Regions from separate parts of the Homo sapiens genome. Here region 1 is linked to region 2. A link is an interaction called in ENCODE POLR2A ChIA-PET data of the cell type or tissue named here. Cell type or tissue: PC-9. All regions are shown on one strand. Links, peaks and the distances in the headings refer to the core of each region. The heading gives the core; the rest is flanking DNA. Region 1 overlaps TXNRD1 (thioredoxin reductase 1). Region 2 has its middle 48 kb from the start of CHST11.

Evidence for each region. ChIA-PET counts read pairs that join two places held together with the same protein. Peaks named below come from ENCODE experiments on the same cell type or tissue, not always from the same donor. Only the 100,000 strongest peaks of a DNase experiment are listed, where the experiment ranks them.
Region 1: POLR2A ChIA-PET joins it to region 2 with 6 read pairs; 1 of 35 experiments calls an interaction of 5 or more read pairs at or near these places.

Annotation. Positions count from the first base shown.
Region 1 is chr12:104,340,198-104,344,592 of GRCh38, forward strand. All of the region lies in intron 16 of TXNRD1 (thioredoxin reductase 1), which reads left to right. Among named protein-coding and RNA genes, the nearest start is that of EID3, 39 kb to the left of the region's middle. RefSeq lists enhancers at 619-788, 3,388-3,557 and a silencer at 2,879-3,123. In PC-9, for the core only: no CTCF peak of the experiment used is centred there; DNase peaks (open chromatin) are centred at 2,249 and 2,634; H3K27ac peaks cover 4,000 bases.
Region 2 is chr12:104,406,785-104,411,179 of GRCh38, forward strand. No RefSeq gene overlaps it. Among named protein-coding and RNA genes, the nearest start is that of CHST11, 48 kb to the right of the region's middle. In PC-9, for the core only: no CTCF peak of the experiment used is centred there; a DNase peak (open chromatin) is centred at 1,967; H3K4me3 peaks cover 1,347 bases; H3K27ac peaks cover 3,503 bases.

The sequences.
Region 1 (4,395 bases), core at 198-4,197, 67 kb before region 2:
CATCATTTATTTCTTTCATTTATAGAAAGCTGCTGTTTTTGTGACGGAAATAGAATTAAGCTTCAAAAAAATATAAAAACTGAAGTCTTGATTAATGCCTTTAATGTGCAATAGATCTTTTATTCAGTGTAATGACTCAAACTGCCTGTGTTGGGAAGGAGCCAATTAACTTTGCTTTCTTGAGTACATTAGTTTCCCAGGGCTATTGTAACAAAGTACCACAAACTGGGTGGCTTAAAAATAGCAGATATTTCCTCCCTCTCAGTTCTGGAGGCAAAAAAGTCCAAACTCAAGATGTCAGCAGGGCCAAGCTCCCTCCAAAGGCACTAGGGAAGAATCCTCCCTTGCCTCTTCTTCTGTCTTCTAGTAGCAATGGCAATCCTTGGCGTTCCTTGGCTTGCAGATGTATCACTTTAATCTCTGCCCCCCTCTTCACATGGCCTCATCCCTTGTGTGTCTGTGTCCAAATTTCCCTCCTCTTTCTTATAAAGAAACTCCAGTCATTGGATTAGGGCCCACTCTAATCCAACATGATCTCATTTTCACTTGATTACATCTGCAAATACCCTATTTCCAAATTCACAAATACTGGGGGTTACGACTTGATCATGCCTTTTAGGGTTATGGGGACACAATTCAACCCACAATAGTGAGTATATTTAAAAATGTAGATGCCATTTCAAGATACTCACAAGCTTCAATAGCCATTTTTGATAGGGACGAAGGAAAAGACGATTTTATTGTCTTTTGTATATGAGTGTCTAATTTTTTGTCTGAATTCAGCTCTCAGTGGGCTTGTTGAAAGACTGCTGTGTGCTGGCCTCTGACCCCCTCAGGAGGCTATTGTGCTGTGATCCAGCAGCAGCGTACATGGCAGCATCTGGCAGGGTGACTGCCAGCTGAGCAGAAGGATGCAGTGAGGACACAGGACGTCTCCTGAAGCCCATGGCTGTGGGGAGGTCAGCCAAAGGCCTGTTCTCCTTGGTATGCCTGGCACATTTGAGGCTGTGCATCTCCATCTGTTGGTCCTCTTATGATGTTGAAGCTCAGAGGCTGAATGTTCTGGTGCTTTGATAGGACTCTGATACTTTGTTTTCCCCAAGCTGTTGGCTGATTAAGAAGATAAAAAAAATTGGGTGAAATCGCACTCTGTGAACACACTTCTCAAGCTGTGTACACAGTGCCGTGCTGGACACTGGGGACACAGCAGGGATTTGAGATAAGCTTAGGAGGAGAGGAGGCAGCTAGGTGATGTGCCAGTTAACAATTCTGCCTGACGGGTCCTAGGATCAGGGTAGATATAAAGTGCTGGAGGCACTGGGGTGCCACATTTGTGGTCTTTGCCTCAGGGATTCTTGTGATCTGTTTTTTTACTCACAGAGCACTTCTGACCCCAGATTTGTGGGGGTTTTGCTCACACGACCAATTCTCCAGCTTTCTAGACACCAGCTGGGTGTCTAGAAACAACCAATTGTCTAGAACAACCAATTCTCCAGCTTTCTAGACACCAGCTGGGTGACCTCTAATGTAACTCAATTCTGATACCAGCTGCCTGGAGTTAGCATCAGATCCTGCAAGGGCTCATTCCCATAAGACTGCCTCCACTGCAGAGGCCAGTGTCAAGCCCAGGCCTCCTGTACTTCTGACCTACCAGCTATAAAGTCAAGGGGTTCCCATGATAAATTGCTAGCATGGCTCACAGAACTCAGGAATAAACTTTACTTATATTTACTTGTTTATTATAAAGGTTGCAACTCAGGAACAGCCAAATGGAAGAGATACACAGGGCAAGGTGGTTGTGGGGAGGCGGGGGACAACAGAGCTTCCATGTCCTCTCTAGGTGTGGCATCTTCCCAGCACCTTGATATTCACCAACCTGGAAGTTCTCCAAACCCCTTATTTAGGGGTGTTTATAGAGGTCCCATTATGTAGGCATGATTGATTAATCATTGGCCATTGGTAATTACCCAATCTCCTGCTCCCTCCCCAGATGTAGGGGACCAGAACTGGGGCTAAAAATTCTACCTCTGATGACATGGTTGGTTCCTCTGGCAACCAGCTGCCATCTTGAAGCTATCTAGGGCCCCACCAAGAGTCACATCATTAGCATAAGCTCAGGTGTGGTTGAAAGGGGCTCATTATGAATAGCAAAAGATGCTCATCTCACTAGTGTCACTCGGGAAATTCCAAGGGTTTTAGAAGCTCCCTTGCCAGGAACCAGGGACAGGATGGAAGACCAAATACATATTTCTTCTCATTTCACAATATCGTAGGATGTTGGGGCAGGATGATTCTGGAGGGAGTTCTTACCTAAGACTAGAACAATGTGTGAGTGTTAGCTAGTGAGAGAACACTGTACAAAAGGCCTGGGTGGGAAAGCGGATGGCTCATTCAAGGAACTGAAGAAGACCCTCAATATTGGCATAGCTTAAAGAGCTTAGAGAGTTAAAAATATATATTTATTTTTTATTTTTTTGTATATATATGCTGGAGAAACAGGTGGGTAAGTGATGGTCTTGTAAACTAAGGAAGGGTATTTTGACTGCCTTTGGGGCATTGTGATTCAGCCAAAAGGTCTAAAGCAGGGAGTAATATGATCAGGTACATTGTTCAGAAACATTCCTCCAGCTGCACCGTGGAAGCGGGACTGAGCGAGCAAGTGAAGTGGCAGATCCAGTTATGTGGCTGGTGAGGTGCATGAGAGGAGATGATAGTGGCCGGAGGTGTGGCAGTGGAAATGGAGTGACACGGTTATATTTGAGGGCAGAGTTGATAGTACTTGGCAGCTGGCTGGGAATGGGAAGAGGGAGAGCTGAAGACCACTCAGGTTTGTGTCCTGCAGCAGGAAGTAATAGCAAGAGCAGACTCGAGGTGACAGCGAGGACGAAACCACTGATGTGTGTGAGGGCCTGCTGTGTGCTGGGTACTGTGTCCCTGCCTGTTGACTAACTTAGTCGTTGTGAGCACCCCATGCGGTGGATGCGGTAGTATATCTATTTGACAGACGAGGAAACCAAGGACAAAGAGGTTGAGTAACTTGCCCATGGTAACCCAGCCTGGTCATGGCCGAGCTGGGATTCAAACCCAGGCAGCCCAGACCCCAAAGCACCACATTGTGCAGCTGATACTTCATCTCCACAGACTGTCCTACCATATTTGGCATAGAATTTAAAAATGGAAATGATTCTTGGTAGCAACACGAATGTAGTGGAGACACACAGACCTGGGTTGTAATCTCACTCAGCCAATTCCTCTTAGTGAGACCTGGCCATACCACCCAGGTTTTCAGAAGCTTAGTTTCCACATTAAATAAAGTAAGAGGCCAGGCGTGGTGGCTCACTCCTATAATCCCAGCACTTTGGGAGCCTGAGGCGAGTGGATCACTTGAAGCCCGGAGTTTGAGACCAGCCTGGCCACATAGCAAAACCCAATCTCTACCAAAAATAACAAAAAAATAACTGTGCATTGTGGCGTATGCCTGTAATCCCAGCTATGTTGGAGACCGAGGCACAAGAATCACTTGAACCCAGGAGGCAGAGGTTGTACTGAGCCAAGATCACGCCACTGCACTCCAGCCTGGGCGACAGTGAGACCCTGTCTCAAAAAAAAAAAATAAAACAAAATGGCCTGGCTCAGTGGCTCACGCCTGTAATCCCAGCACTTTAGGAGGCCAAGGTGGGCAGATCATCTGAGGTCAGGAGTTCAAGACCAGCCTGGCCAACATGGCAAAACCTTGTCTCTACTAAAAATACGAAAATGGCCTGATGTGGTGGTGCATACCTGTAGTCCCAGCTACTCAGGAGGCTGAGGCATGAGAATTGCTTGAATCTGGGAGGTGGAGGTTTCAGTGAGCCGAGATCACGACACTGCACTCCAGCCTGGAGCGAGACTCTATCTCAAATAAAAAAAAAAGTAAAATAAAATAAGGGAATATCTAACTGTAGGGTTGATTAAAATGCAACCTGTAAAGTGTGTAGGAGAGTTCCTGGCATTTAATAGATGCCGAATAGCTGCACCTGTTAGCTGTTTTTTCCCCAGGATATTATAGATGTGGCTGTGGCTTGGGAGGGGAGACGATGTGGCTGGACTGAAAGGTCATCATGCCAGTATTTTTAATGGGGGTTGGAGAGAGATACATATTGTGAAAAAGCTCCAGTGATTTTTTTTTTTTTTAAACCCTGGTTGTGAACTACTTGCGTTGATACTGGATTTTGAAAAACCAAAGGCTTTAAACTCCTGGTTATGGACATTTTAAAAAATTATTTTTAATTGACACAATAATTGTACATATTTATGGGGTGCATAGTGATGTTTTGAAACACAGAGTTTATAGTGATCAGATTAGGGTAATTAGCCTATCAATCATCTCAAACATTGACCATTTCTTTGTGTTGA
Region 2 (4,395 bases), core at 158-4,157:
GTGAGCCACAGTACCCAGAACATACACATATTTATTGAGGGCCTCTTGTGTGCCAGGCAGTGTCCCAATTGCTGATGTGACAGCAATGAATGAAACAGGTGGCCCCTGCTCTAGTGAAATTTAGATTGAGTAGGAGAGACAAGACAACCACCAAAGGAACTGGTAAATACATAACACAATGTTGAGGAGTGGTGAGTGACAACTGGAGTGGAGTAGGAGGGCAGGCTGGGATGGGGTGAGGGTGGGAGCTCTTTTGCATATAGTGGACATGAATGTCCTCCCTAAAGGGTGTCATGAGCATAAATTTGAATGAAGTGAAGGAGAGAGTTTGTGAGGATTCCTGGGCAAAGAGCATTCTAGGGAGAAGGAAAAACCAACATCAATTCTATGAGGTGGGAGGCAGGAGGATGCCTGGGGGTTGCTTTTAATCTGTGTTTCTGAAGGTCTCAAGATCTGGGAAGTCTGGGGTATCTTCTAAGATGACACAGATATATTTCTTTTCTTGCTCTGCTCCAGTGAAGCATTCTTGCTCTAAATTTCAGCAGGGCTTGAGACCTGGGGGTGACCCATGACTCTCCCTCCCTCCATTTCCTGCAGGATATGATATTCTCACATTTCTTCTCATGTCCTTGCATACCTGCAGCTCATTTGATTTCCTTGTAGACACTGGCTCCTGACCTCCTCATTCCTCTTACATTGAAACTTATGCCCCCGCCTGGAATGGCAACCCGGGGGGGAAAGGGTTTGTTCACTCCTGACTTTCCGTCCCCTAGAACAGTGCCTGCCTCACAGTCAACACTTGGTAAATATTCATTGAATTCATTAACACAGGAGATGCAAGCATCTAATTATTTCATTAGGACTTCCAGTAAGGTCTTGCCTGAGCTAGGAGCCCACGCCCTCAATGCTGTATCCCCCTTCCTGACAGTTTTCTTTGCTGTTCTGCACTGACACCCTTGCCTGGAGGTAGACACTCATAAACACTGTGGAATGATTGACAGCATGGATATTGTTTTATTCTACATTACGTCTGTTTTTATCCTAAATTACTTTTATTCCTTCTTCATAGTATAGATAGGACATTCTATTGATTTTTTTTAAATTGTGTGTGCAGGAAGGTAAAATTATCTGTAAATTTCATTTCCACATAGTGAAGGAAGCATGGAAATCTTTTGTTCTCTAAAGGGGCTGCCATATCTGAGAGGCATAAGAATGATAGGCTGGACAGAATGATTTTCATTAATGGACTATTTCAATAGGCCCTAGGGGTCACCTTGAGCATTCCTGAAGCCACAAGAGAACTACCTGGATAGTTGACCACCAGGGGAAGTGTTGGGGACATTGGGAAACTCAAGGAAGACTGCTGATGACGTCAATGAGACACATCCCAGACAATGGCAGGGCTTCCTTTCTGGGCATGTCCAGTGCACACGGGCTGGAATCATGAGAGGGGACTTTCAGCTCCAGTGCTTTTAGAACCTGTTCAACGATTCGGAGTGGGGGTTTGAAGTGAGTTTCTCACTTCATGCCACATTTGATCTTCAGTGCACAAAGAAAGTACAAAGCCAGAGAGGTGAGCCAAGAGGCAAAGGCCCTTTACTCTGGGAGCTAAGTCTTGTTGGGTTTAAGCATGGATCAGTCTTCTCAGTGCTAATGATGAGATCGGGAAGTGTATTGATATTGCAGGTGTTTTAAGCATGAAGATGAAACAGACGTTTCTTTTTATCTATTCATCAGTGACTAGAAAAGTCTCTCGGCTCGGGAGATTTTGTTGTTTTATTCTATTTTTTTTTTCCACACTGACTTCTTGTGTAAAGAAACTCATGGCAGCACCTAATCTTCAGAAATAAGTGACTGGCAGCTCAGTGTTGAGAAATTATACTAAGGACGGGCACTGTGGGACTATCACTGGCCCTGTCTGGGCCATTTGGCAGTCAGTCAAGGCTGGAATAGTGAGTCACCCTCGGGGTTAGAGATAAGGAAGCTAGGCTCAGGGAAGAATGGAGTTGCCTGGGACCAACCTTCTGGTAAGAGACAGCCCCGGGCTGGGACACAAGCTTCCTGACTGCTGTTATCTTCTTCGCGGAGTTGATAGAAGGCAGGAGCTGGATTGTGTGAGTGTTCTCTCCAGAGAGACAGAACCAACAGGGAGTGTGTGTGTGTGTGTGTGTGTGTGTGTGTGTGTGTGTGTGTGTAGAGAGAGACTTTAAGAAATTGGCTTTCACAATTGTGGAGGCTCGATAAGTCCAAAATCTGATGGGATAGGCCAGCAGGCTGGAGACTCCGTGAAAAGTTGCAGTTCAAGTCCAAGGTCAGCCGGCTGGAAGAATTCCTTCTTGCTCCGAAGGTTGGTCTTTGTTTTATTCAGGCCTTCAACTGATTGGATGAGGGCCACTCACATTATAGGTGGCAATCTGCTTTACTCAAAGTCCACCAATTTTAATGTTAATCTCATAAAAAAAAATACCCACCTTCACAGAAACATCCAGAATGATTGACCAAATATTTGGGCACCATAGCCCAGCCATGTTGACACATAAAATCAATCCTCACACACACCTTAATTTTAAAATGTGTTTTAAATAATAGTAAATGCAATAGATATTCAGTATAGAAATTTTAAAATTGCAAACAAATATAAAAAAGAAAACTTTCCACTTCACCAGGGTGCATTGGGATATTGCCTTAAGAATTAATTCTAGGCATACTTACACTATAATATTTTCATACCTCGGAATGGTGTCATTTCACAGTAGTGTTTTGCAGCTTACTTTTTTCACTTAGCAAGACTCTATGAATTTTTCCCCAGGTTAACAGATGTCATTCCACATCCTGATTTTTAATGTTGGCACAGCATCTGTCTGATGCCAGCTGTAGTGAATGGCTTTGCTCCCTGCTCGACATCCTTCCTCCTTTTTCTGCTAACAGCATCAGATTTTCTTTTAGGGATCTCCCCTGCCCCAACTCCCAGGCCATGTGGTTCAGGTGGGGCTAAATCCTACCTCCTGAGCCCTCTTTGGCCTAGGACCAAAGTCCTCAATATTGAGAAAGAGGGCCGGGCACAGTGGCTCACACCTGTACTCCCAGCACTTTGGGAGGCTGAGGCGGGTCGATCACCTGAGGTCAGGAGTTTGAGACCAGTCTGGCCAAAGTGGTGAAACCCCATCTCTACTAAAAACACAAAAATCAGCCTGGCGTGGTGGCGCCTGCCTATAATCCCAGCTACTCAGGAGGCTGAGGCACAAGTATCACTTGAACCTGAGAGGCAGAGGTTGTGATGAGCCAAGATCACGCCACTGCACTCCAGCCTGGGAGACAGAGTGAGATTATCTCAAAAAAAAAAAAATTGAGAAAGAGGGTTCTTTTTTCCAGGTTGTTAGGCTGGTTCACTATAGGTCTGGAACTGCTGGAGGCCATTTTTGTCAATACGTGGACTTGGTCCTAAAGATGAAGCCAGAATGGAGGAAAGCAAATAAGAGAACTGGAGAGAAACAGATTCCTGATTACATATTATAGTTTGAACACCTGGATCCAGCCATGCCTGAAGCTATTCTCCTACACTTTTCCATTATGGGAGATAAGTTCTCCCTTTCTTTGCTTAAGCCAGTAGAGTTGGATTCTGTCACTTTACCTGCAAAGAGTTCAGAGTCTTATTTGAATATGGTATCACTCTACCTGACATATCCCAGTACATGACTGTATTATTTTCTGTTTTTGTTTTTTTCTTCCTGGCAATTTACCCACTATGAGCAAGATGTTACAAGGGGATTTGGAGATTATAAAAATGACTAAGAGGCCAGGCATAGTGGCTCATGCCTGTAATCCCAACAATTTGGGAGGCTGAGGCAGGAGGATTGTTTGAGCCCAGTAGTTTGAGACCAGCCTGGGCAACATAGTGAGACCCTGTCTCTGTAAAAAATAGAAAAACTAGCTGGCTGTGGAGGCATGCACTTGTAGTCCCAGCTACTTAGGAGGCTGAGGTGGGAGGATTGCTTGAGCCCACAAGGTCAAGGCTACAGTGAGCTGTGATCGTGCCACCATACTCTAGCCTGTGCCACAGAGTGAGACCCTGTCTCAAATAAAACAAAACAAACAAAAAATAAAAAACTAAAGTAAAAATGACTAAGACATACTCTTGGACCTCAAATAGTTTGATTCAGTAACTAGGGCCAAGTACATATTAGTCACCTAAAAGATTGTAAATTTCAACAGCTTATAAGGATCAAGACAGGCTTCCTAGAGGAATAAGCACTAGGCATTGACCTCAAAAAGAGGGAGAGATCATTTAAAATTCCTTTTCATGGCCTATAAGGCCCTATGTGGCCTTGTCCTGGCCACAGTTGTAATGTGCATATGTATTGCCTGGGATCTTACTAAAATGCAAATTCTGGGTGT